Regions from separate parts of the Homo sapiens genome. Here region 1 is linked to region 2. A link is a loop called in an ENCODE intact Hi-C map of the cell type or tissue named here. Cell type or tissue: PC-9. All regions are shown on one strand. Each heading gives the region's core, and the rest is flanking DNA. Links, peaks and the distances in the headings are about the cores only. Region 1 has its middle 9.3 kb from the start of SSPN. Region 2 overlaps SSPN-AS1 (SSPN antisense RNA 1).

What was found. Hi-C counts contacts between places; a loop is a spot of excess contacts. Peaks named below come from ENCODE experiments on the same cell type or tissue, not always from the same donor. Only the 100,000 strongest peaks of a DNase experiment are listed, where the experiment ranks them.
Region 1: it touches region 2 in a loop (4-fold over the local background); 7 of 110 quality-filtered maps call a loop at or near these places.

The regions. Positions count from the first base shown.
Region 1 is chr12:26,183,563-26,188,943 of GRCh38, reverse strand. It overlaps a transcript of SSPN not described here. Among named protein-coding and RNA genes, the nearest start is that of SSPN, 9.3 kb to the left of the region's middle. In PC-9, for the core only: no CTCF peak of the experiment used is centred there; a DNase peak (open chromatin) is centred at 3,233; H3K4me3 peaks cover 511 bases; H3K27ac peaks cover 1,909 bases.
Region 2 is chr12:26,236,734-26,242,114 of GRCh38, reverse strand. All of the region lies in intron 1 of SSPN-AS1 (SSPN antisense RNA 1), which reads left to right. Among named protein-coding and RNA genes, the nearest start is that of SSPN-AS1, 32 kb to the left of the region's middle. In PC-9, for the core only: no CTCF peak of the experiment used is centred there; a DNase peak (open chromatin) is centred at 2,374; H3K4me3 peaks cover 1,558 bases; H3K27ac peaks cover 3,652 bases.

The DNA of each region.
Region 1 (5,381 bases), core at 132-5,131, 53 kb after region 2:
TTTTTTTATTGTTCAAAAAAATTGCATAAGTACATTGCACTTATAGGCAATCAGACAGGTTACGAGAATACAGTGCTGTGTGGACAGACATCCCCGCCACATACCAGGTTAGTGAGAACAAAGGCTGTCTAGAGTCCTGACCATAAGTCCCATGAGTGCAGAAACAATGCTTCCTTAATCACCATTGGTCCTACAGTGCCTAGCACAGTGCAAAGGTTATAATATGGCTTTAATAAATATTTATAAATCCTAAATAGTCATGGTGTGATCTGGATTCAGATATTTCTGATACAAACAACATTTCTTTAAAATCCTTGAACTGCATATTTTGTCTGTCCATTTTTATTTTGTTTGGAGAGTTGTCTTTAGGAATAACTCAACCAGGACACAGGGATGAATTATAATTAGGTTTTCTAAGTAATAACATTAAACACCCTGTGTCATACATAAACTATAAGATTTTCATTTTGACCAGTAATCCTCTTCTTTAGTTAGAACAGCTGAGTCATTGTCTGACTGCAAGCCAGACTGACATCTTTGATCATTTGTATAATATGCATGTTTCCATGGACTTACCTCCCTGTATTTGGTTCCATATCTAGTCATCACCACCTTTAAAGACATCTTTGGCCCTATGACAAAGCCTTGTGGGTCGTGTTCTTTTTCCCCTACACTTCTATGAATTCTTTCATTTTTATGTGGTTATGAGTACAGATGCTGAGCCCAGACTGCCTGAGTCCCAATCTCAGCTCTAATTCTTACCAGCTGTGTGACTGTGGACATGTTCCTTAACCTCTCTAAGCCTTGGCTTCCTCTCTGCAAAATGTGAATATTACAAATACCTACCTCAGAAGGTTGCTATGAACTATAAGTACAATAGTTGATGCAAACATGGAGAACATTTCCTGGTGTGGATCAATAATCAGTCACTGTTAGCCAGTATCCTAGCCCTGTCGTCTTTTCCTATTCAGTTTTCCCTTCCCATGCATTATCTTTCTGTGCAATTTCTCTTCGGCAATCTTGTCCTCATTCTTTCTCTTCTTATACCCTTCACAAAAACTATCATCCTCCCTGTTCTTCTCTTACACTCACTGCCTGGTATCACTGAAGTTTCAACTGCTGAATTAGTGCTTTGCTTCACAATATCATTTTATTTTTCCTCACCACCACTCTCTGCACTCACACCTAGTTCTGTAATTGAGACTTTTCCAGAATGACCCCTAGAGGAATCAGTGCAGTGCTTTTTCTTCTATAAGTGCATTGTTTTAGCCCATTCCCCTCCTTCTACCTCTGACCCCACCTGCTGGTGCAGAGAAGTGACTATACTCAAATGCTACGTTGCTCACCCCAGCCAATCATAAAAAGTCTGCCGTTCTATTTCTGATCTTTTGCCGTGCACCTCGTGACGGTTACATCAAAATAAGTAGGAAATTCACACTGGATTTCCCCAACTGATTTCAAATTATCTCATAGAAGTTACTGAATTCCTGGTGTATCAAAAACAATGTTTCAATAATCTAACATTAAGCTACATTTAGTCAGATCTTGGCAAGAAAATGTTCACATTTCCCTAACGTTTTCCTCCCTAAAATCTCACACATGGTGTATTGGACATCATTTTGGGGGCCTAAAACTCTCTCTTTATATTGTGGAAAGATCCCTCACCCACACCAACATGGTCTGTGGGACTGCTGCCCACTTCATGACCGTAAGTGGGGCCCTGGGGCGTGGCCTGGCCAAGCTTGGCATCTCTGCCCTGGGGTTAAGGGTTGGGCACAGGGAGGACTAAGCCAGAGCAGGATGAATCAGAACCCTTCCACTAGGCATGAGACAAGGATTCTGGGGTGAAGGGTGCAGACCTTTCTTCCTTTTGGAAGGGGAGCTACCAGTGGGGGGCTTCCTTTCCCACTACTTGAAGACAGTCTTTCTAGGACAGGAGAGAATAAGGCCAATGTACGAAGAGAAACAGAGGCTAAAAGAACCAAAAAGATGGAGTGGGGAAGGGGGAAGAAAGAGAGAGAGAGGCTTGATAACATTATTTAGCCTCAGAAAACAATTACAGCTGAAGCAAGGTCATCCTGAACATCCCAAGGCAGGAGACTGTCTTGTTTACCACTGCATCACCATAGCTGACACACACTTAGAGGCTCAATCCATACTTGTTGAATGGTTAATACATAACCAAGCCAGTAAATATTCCTTTTCTTTAAGTGAGTTATTTCTATCTCTTAAAAGTGAAGGTTCCCTGACTTAGGCAGTAACCCAGGTGAATCTCACTCAGCGCAGCCTATGGGCATCCTCATCTCTACAATAACAGACCTGCAGAAGCAAAAGAAAGTGTGTTGAAATGACAAGTGAGCAGTGAGTTCATTTCCAAAAAGACAAGAAAACTGAATAACAGAATGTTTTTGTCAACTTGTGTGGGAAGACATGAAGCCATTCTAGGGCAGGAGAGATATTTTATATGGTGTCTATTTATAATGCTTTTGCAATTTGGCATATGAGGAAATGCCAGGTGCCTTTTAAGAATCGGTACCACTTTTAGCTGAGGTGTATTTGTATCAGTTAAGTGTCATGCTCAACTATTTAATTATACCTGGAAATTTTGTTGCTCTTTTATTAACCTAAATCATAAAATTAAGTGGTATGTTAATAGATACGTATAGGCACCAGTTTTTAGCCAGGGATGCAGGTCACAAGCACCTGCAAAGCACTTAAAATGGTTGTTGTTTTTTTTTTAACATTCCTGATGCAGTTATGTTTGGGGTGTACCCTCATGATTAAGTCCTCTAAAAACCTGCCAGGACACATCCCAAGCTAAGCTCAACACTTGCCGTCCCTTAAGGCAAAAGGAAGCATTCATTTTCTAAAGACTAACTTTTGCCTTTTCATTTTATTTCTTCTCAGTAGTAGACTGCTTACAAAGCATTCTTTCTTTAGTTCATTCAAGAAACATTTATGGAGTGCCTGATATTGCCAAGCAACCTAGGAGGCACTGGTGATAAAAAGGCAGGTTCCTGCCCTCAAGGAGCTCACATTCAACTGAAGGGAGACAGACACATAATCAGGGAAGTGTCATAAAGGATGACACACGCTGGGACAGAATTGTGTGTAAGGCACAGACAGGCACACAGGGCAAAGTCGCTCTACTACAGCATGTCAATCTCAGGCACAGTCTGTGTTAGGAAATGTGCCGGGAACTGATCACTCACAGACTTGGCACGGCAGGTGGTCACTCATGGCTTGTGGTCATTTATCTCTGAGGTAACTCTGGTATGTGTCAGGGTGGGCCTACTGGTTCGGTCAGGTCATTATCTCAGACTGACCTCAACTTTTCACCCAGCCTACAGCCCCTTCCCTATTCCTAGTCCCTGGAAACAATGCTTCCTAGTGTCACTTCTTTTCTCCCCTGCCCAGGGGGGTAGAGGTATAATCAGACCAGTACAAGGTGCTGTGTGAGTGGGGGAAGAGCTGACCGACTAAATACCCAACCCTTTTTTTGGCCCCTGAGAAGACAGCAGACCTCAATACTAAAGAAGCAAAGTCTGGCCAGAGTTTAGGAATCCCATGCCTGTCAATCATTTGCAATCTTCCTCAACAACTATTTTTTACTTAACATGTTTTTTTGTCCATAAGCAAGTTGCTCCTCACGGGCAGGAACCTGCCTTTTCATCACCAGTGCCTACCAGGTTGCTTGGCAATATTAGGCACTCAATAAATGTTTATTGAATGAACTAAAGAAAGAATGCTATACAGGCAGCCCATACTGAGATATTGACTACATCATGTAAATTTTGGAGAGGAGTATTTTTTTCAGTATCATGGATTATTTTCAGTTCAAGCATTAGCTTAAGTTCTGTTTCTAAGACCTAAGCAATCCATATTTTAAATCTAAAATAATTTAATCTTAGTGTACATTCTGTTTAGAGACAGCAGGGGAAGTATCACAAGAGAAGAAAAGGAAGGATATGTGAAATGTTTATTGAAGCAAGCTGCTTGAGGTTTCCAGCACCTAGAAAAAAACTCACTGAGATGTAAAAATGGTTGCTCATGGGACATGGATATTTTCCTTTTCTCCCTATTTTTGTTGTCTTCTCATGAGCATATTACATTATGATGTAAAAAAAACCCCTTAGTTTTGAAAACTAAGTTTTTACTCCCTTCCTCTCTATGAGAGAAGTTTTTTTCACTTTATTTACCATTTTCTGTAATAGTCTTTCCTCTGTGGATGCTCATCTAGAAGAGAAATTAATTATGCCACTAAGTGGTCTATATATTGACTATATAGACCACTAAAGTTCTCTGGACAGATTTCCAATTTATGTTAATTTTCAAAGTGTCAGTTGATTTTCACTTTCCTCCAACATCCAAAAAGGGAGTCCACAGTCCAGGTCAGATGTATGTAAATAAAAAGTTTACTCTGCCTAAGGGTCTATCCCAAGCCCACTTTCTCTGTGAAGATTTTCCTAACTATTGAGGCCATTGAACTGTGTCTTTCTTGAACTTCTATAAAGTGGCATGTGTCACATCAGTTATTATTTATATAGTTTTGGATTCTGTAATTGTTTTATATGATAGTTTTCATTCATTTATAAGGCATTATGGTTACTGCATGCTAGGAACTGTGTTAGCACTAAGGAAAATGAGTAGGAGGGATTGCAGAAAACAGACACTTAAAATATGTTGTTGTAAATAACTTCAATGTATAAATATACACAGTGCTTTGCAAATCCCAAAAAGGAATTCCTTACTCTTTGCCCATTCAGATTGTCATCTGCAGGCTTTAGAGTAGGAATGTTCCATTTTCCACCCCACACCTTGACTGCCACCCCTCACAAGTGACTGTGGGCTTATTGGATTCCAGCATACCCTCTAGCTCATTGGTTGGAAGCTGGGTGAGCTTGCTTGCTCCTTTTCTCCTCAGGTGTCCACGCAGAACCAAAGGCAGCTGGCTGAGTCAGGGGCTGCTCCCTTAGAAGGCTTATGGCTCTCTGGAGCTCTTATTCACTGACAATTTCCTTTTTTTCTGGTTTCTTCCTTTCATGTTGCCATCGAAAGTGCAGTACAATTTGGGGTGATGACCAGGAACTGTGAAGAGGCTCACTATGAGTGTCTAGCCCAGGCTTTGTGATCCAGTTCAGAATCACCCTCCGACTGGCAGTGGTGTCCAGCTACAAAGCCCAGCCAGCAACTTGCGGCATTCCCTGTTTATATCCTCAGGGATTCATGAGGAAGGGTGGCTGTGGCTTGCAGAAGATCTCAGTATTCTGAATGCCCCTTTCATAATACTATCAACATCTTCCCTAATTTCTAAAATTGGTCATTTTGGCTAGAGATTGAATTCTAATTTTCTTTTATAGTCAGTCACCCAAACAACAAAC
Region 2 (5,381 bases), core at 324-5,323:
TTCAGATGAGGAAACTGAGGCAAGGAGGCACAAACAGATTTGGTGGCTTGTCTGAGGCCTCACTGGAATTCAAACACAGGCAAACTTGTTCCAGAACTATTCTCTTAGTGACCATAATATGTGGCCTCTCCGATACATATAAATACTAATTCAAGAGCTCTTTAAAATATTACTCCGTGGGATTTCTCAAGTCTAGTTAAAGAGCATGGTTTGCATGTTATTTTTATGTACTTAAACTATGTAGACGATTCTTAAGGAGTTTTTGCTTTAAGTTTTATTGTTATTGTGATCTTGAAGTGATAATGTATTGATATTTCAATTCTACTCCTTGCTTCAGTCCTTTAACTTCCCCATTTTTGATCTTGTCTCTAAAATTTCCTAAACTAGAAGTATTTTTAGAGCCAGAAGAGGCCAGGGGACAAATAAGAAGGGAAAATGACTCTATTAGAAGTCTCTATTGGCTTGGTAAATTCCCATAATTTCCAGTTGGAAAACTTTTTTCCTTATAATTTTTGGGTAGCATTTGAATGAAGACACTCTAGAAAGAGTGTTTTATACTATTTTATTAATAATCTTCAGAGAAGATTTACTTAATATACTGCAGAAATAGGGCTTATACAAAGATCCCTTGGTAATTTCTTCCATTTCTTACAGATTCATAGTTAGGACTTTCATCCTAATGTCTATTCTAAATTATTCCTAGTCAGTTAGTGTTGAAAAAGAAAATGGATTTGTAATGACACTTCCATGAGCATTTCGAGCACTGCCTTTTGAGTTCTTGTCCTTGCAGTATAGGTAGCCCCACCCATTTTGGATGCAGATTGTATTCACATAAAACGGAAGCAATTTCATTTTCTTATCTGAGGTGGACTTGAACTTCACCTTGTCTCCTGGGGATAATAAATCAAAAGGAATTGATTTTTTTTTTTTCACATTAAAGTTGGTGGGGTTTTCAAATTATGTGTTCTAAAATTTTGCCCTGTAAAGTAGGCAAGTAGCTCCTTCAAGAAGCTTGGGCCCAAAGACTGAAGAGGTGTGATCCTTGGGGAAATCTCTCTTTTAAAGCCAGAATGAGAAACGCTTTCTACTCTCAGCATTTTGAAATGTGATGAGCTGAAGATGATGAGACCTGAGCCACATGTATACACAAAACTGAGTGTAGCACAATTTCTGGAACTCTCAGTTTTGCAACTGCTGTCCAAAGATGCACGCAGTGAACCTGGTGGACTGGCGCCTGACGTGGAGGCTTTAAGGGAGGTGGGAGGGACAGCCACAGCACGGGTAGGCAGCCTCTCACCTCTCCTCTGCATGCTGCCCAGGGATGCTCCACAAGGCAGTTGGAGAGGGCTGTGCCTCACCAAGTTCAGGAATCCCTTCTGAAAGCTTGTCGAGGACTCACATGTCACTGAGCAGGGAAAGAAATGTGCCTCCACCTGAAACAAGTCACATAGCTGGTCCCAGATGAGAAAATGTCTGCTGCAGAAAGAAAGAAGCAAAGGACTTGCAGGATCCTTGAAAGACCATGAGGTCCATGGGGAGGAGAGAGCAGGCTGGAGCAGGCTGTCCCCTCTCTTTCTCCTGCTCCTCTCCCCAGGGCTGCTCTGGCAGCAGAACCAGATGGAAATGTCACCTAGTGCAGAGTGTTTTATTCTTCCTGGTCTACACCCCACCTTAAACAGTGAAAGCTCCTTGGCAACATCATGCAGAGGTTCTTTTCATTTTTAATTAAATCCTAAGAGATATATTTTTTTTCCTAAAGGTGCCAGCTTAAAATAATTACTAGAATTCCCAACAGGGCTAATCAGAGACTTATAGAAAATAAAAATGAAGGAGAATGCCCTACCCAATGGGTTTCTGTCATTTTGCTCAGAAGGCTCTTGCAGTCCAGGGCAGCGATCACAGTTCTTGGCATTAGGGGCTATTAATAGGAGCCTTGAAATAAATCCCTATCCAGTGAGATAAGGAAAACTTATTTCACTGCCTGAGTATCTCTCCTCTGATGACCAGACACCTTCCATTTTCATCAGCTGTTTATCAAAATCAGATTAGTAAAAGAATAATCAGATCAGAATTGTTTATGCCTGTCTCAATCTTGAATTACAAATGACTTTCATGTGCTGCCTGGGCGAAGTACCGTGACCTATAGATGAACTAGCCTTTGTATTTCCTGCACCTTGTACTGAACTTATAATTTCCCAAAGACCACAAGTCATTAAGTCTCATTGTTGATTATTGATCTAAGTAAGATAGGTGAGGCTAGCTCCATGGGGGCTGTGGATATGTGGGCAATAGATTCTCTTTGTGATAAGTCATAAGTCACTAATGGGTTGTTTTGAGCTCTCCCAAGTGGAAGACAATGGAGCCTTTAGAAGGTTGTGGAGTTACGTAAGACATCTCTTTCCAAACAAAGAGGAGGCAGGACACCCAGCCAAAGGGTTGAGCACAGGAGGCTGTGTGGTCTGGTGGTTCCAGGGAGAGACGTGGGGCCAGGGCTTCCTGGGTTCAGCTACCAGCCGAGACTCTGAGTCAGGGGGGAGCAGAGCCAAGTCTCTTGGCTTGAGGCAGATAGACTGTAAAACCAGGAGAGAGAAAACCGCAGGTCTGTGCTCAAGGACTCTAGGGGAAAAACACATTCTGGAAATTAAAAAAAAAAAGAGAGAGAGAGAGTGAGAGAGAGATCACCCTGTTAAGTTACAATTTGGGACTTTTTCAACAAGAAATGAGCATCTTTCCTGCTGATTGGCTGACATGTCCTCCTCTGGGCAGCACTGTGAAGCCCAGCCAGTATCTGAGGGTGTTCTGTGTGGAATGAATAGAGAAGCTCAGGGGTCTGAGCAAAGCCAGTCAACCTTGGTGAGTTGTCACAAGGAATGCTTAGGGAGCCGGGCCCTGGGAGCAAAGAGGTTCTGCATGAATTCTTCCCTTTCACTCATCCTGTCTTCCACAGTAAAATGTCCTCTGAAATCATGGGAGGAAAAATCCCTTCCTGCCAGCTTCTTCTGGATACCTCCCTTCCACCAGTCTGAGCACAGAGTTGTAACCAGCAACCTGTTTAGCCACAGATCCACACAGGTTTCCAAGCCACAGCCAGGGCTGGGGCTGATGGTCCATGTTCTCCAAGTCCCATGAGCCCTGAAAGTCTGATAATTCTGGTCAGACAGAGTGGGTGGCCACCTACATGGTGAGTTTGAAGGATGACTGGGTGGGTCTCCACTCCTTGGCAGGGTGCCGCATTTCTCTGGATCTGAAAGTTTTTCTGATTGTTAGAAATAGCCTGTTAAAATGAAAACCATATTTATGAAGAAATCTCTGTATTCAGCATGAGCACTTGAGTCAATAATATCTTAATAGAGTCCCATAGAAATGGGACAGGAAATGAAGGAGGGGCAGATTTTGCTGTGGAATAAGGTTGGGGGAGGAAGTTTCTTATCTGGAGGAGCAGAGGGATCCCAGGAGGGGACAGAGAGATGAATCAGGTGGAGAGAGCCTTTCTAATAGTTTCTCCCGGAATGTCTGGAACAATATTAAAATCTAGTGGTGGGTGGGCGTGAATTGTACCAGGAGCAATGCTTTTACTTGTAATTCAAGCCAGGCCAAATGGAATCCACGTTTTCACTTGTGGGCACCTTGTCCAGCCACCAAGTACACTCATGATGTCACTCCTCCCTGCATTTGCCAGAGTGCACATTCCCTGCCACTGGTTAAATAGCCATGCTCAATGTCCCAAGTCCTAAGCTTCCCCATATTAAAATGAAGCAGTGATCTCTCCTTTTACAATCTTATAACCATCCTTTTGTCACTTTGTTGCAATCTAGGGAAAAATTAATAAAAAATTAAGTCTACTCTTGCGAGCAAAAGTATCTGAGGAAGGAACGTTATCTATTTTGTAAAAATACCTGAGTGAAAGAATGAAAACTAATCCACTGAGGTTAGTGACAGCTTTAATCACATAATTTTCAGACTCTGCTTCCTCTGCTTATGATAATTCACTATGGCTGGCGCACCACTTTCAGGCCCTCCCTGGGTAACCGTGCTCTAACAAACACATGTCTAGGAAAACGTAGAGAGACCACTTGGGGGTGGATTTCACAAGATTATTCTCATCTTCTCTGGTCACAGTGCCACTGTCCCCTGTGGTCCTTGAGAGTCCTCCTCCTGCTCTCTACAATCACACCTGGCCAAGCAAAGACAACACAGTGAGAATTTCTGGGGGGAAATGTCTGGGTAGGAAATCAAACAGAGTAAACAAGGCACCCTGCCTAGAGAGAGGTGCTGTCCAAAGTCTCTAGGTTTGGGGTCTCTAAAGCGCCCACTGACCTCTCCTTGTTCAGTTGCCTCGTTGGGTATTGTCTAAGTCTCCTCCACAATTCCTGGCAGCACCAGGTGGGTCTCAGTCCCATTCTGGGCCCTGCCTTCCTCTCCAGCAGGCTTTCCTGTGGGAGAGGAAGGACCAGCCCTTGTCCCACAAAAGTGACTCCAGGCTTCCTCATCCCTCAGTCAGAGAGTCTTGTTAAACAGAAGACTTCATGTCTCAGATAAAATCTGTGTTTTAGTATTACTGTTGTAGTATGTTTTAATATTATGTTATAGTATGTTCATGTAGACATGAATATATCTCCCCCATCCCTTTGATTAAAGGACCTGTCTAATGACACCCTCAAACAACAACAAAAAAACTTCCTCTAAGTACCCATGCTTTGGAAGGGATCAATAAACATATATAAATAAATGTTTGCTGGAAATAATGAGTTGTTGTCTCTGAGCTGGCATCCCCATATATTAGTTTTATTTTCACTTACAATATGAATTTTAAAATATATAATATCTAATATTAGTCTTATGCTTTACAAAGTTTAACTTATAAAATATATGAATGTGCTAAGTGAAAAATAAAATAACATATCATGAACTATTAAGATAGATAGGCTCTATCAAGGGAAAAGGTCAATTAATGGCTGTTTAATTTCAATAACTAAATCTGCCACAAATTTGAAGGTTCATGTAAATGTTTTCATATCCAGTTTGCAGAATGAAGCTCCATTTGGTATTTTCTGATTGTGCTCAAAAGTAAACCTTGTATGATTCTTAAATGAGAATCAGTGACCCACAGGGTCAAGCATACCAAAGGTGCTTAATGGTTGCTTTTAAAATAAATGAGGAATTGTACATTATAACCTAATATATGGTGGACTGATAATGTACAAAAGATTGGTTTCTAAAAGTTGGGGGAAAATACGCTTCTATTACATTAAGTTAGAAGTTATATGAAACACAGGAGAAATATCTCCAGTTCTACTTCTTCCTGGGAGAAGAATTGAGAGAAGACAGTCACATTCAAGACACATCCAAATATGTAAAACAACAAAGGGATCCAACCAATA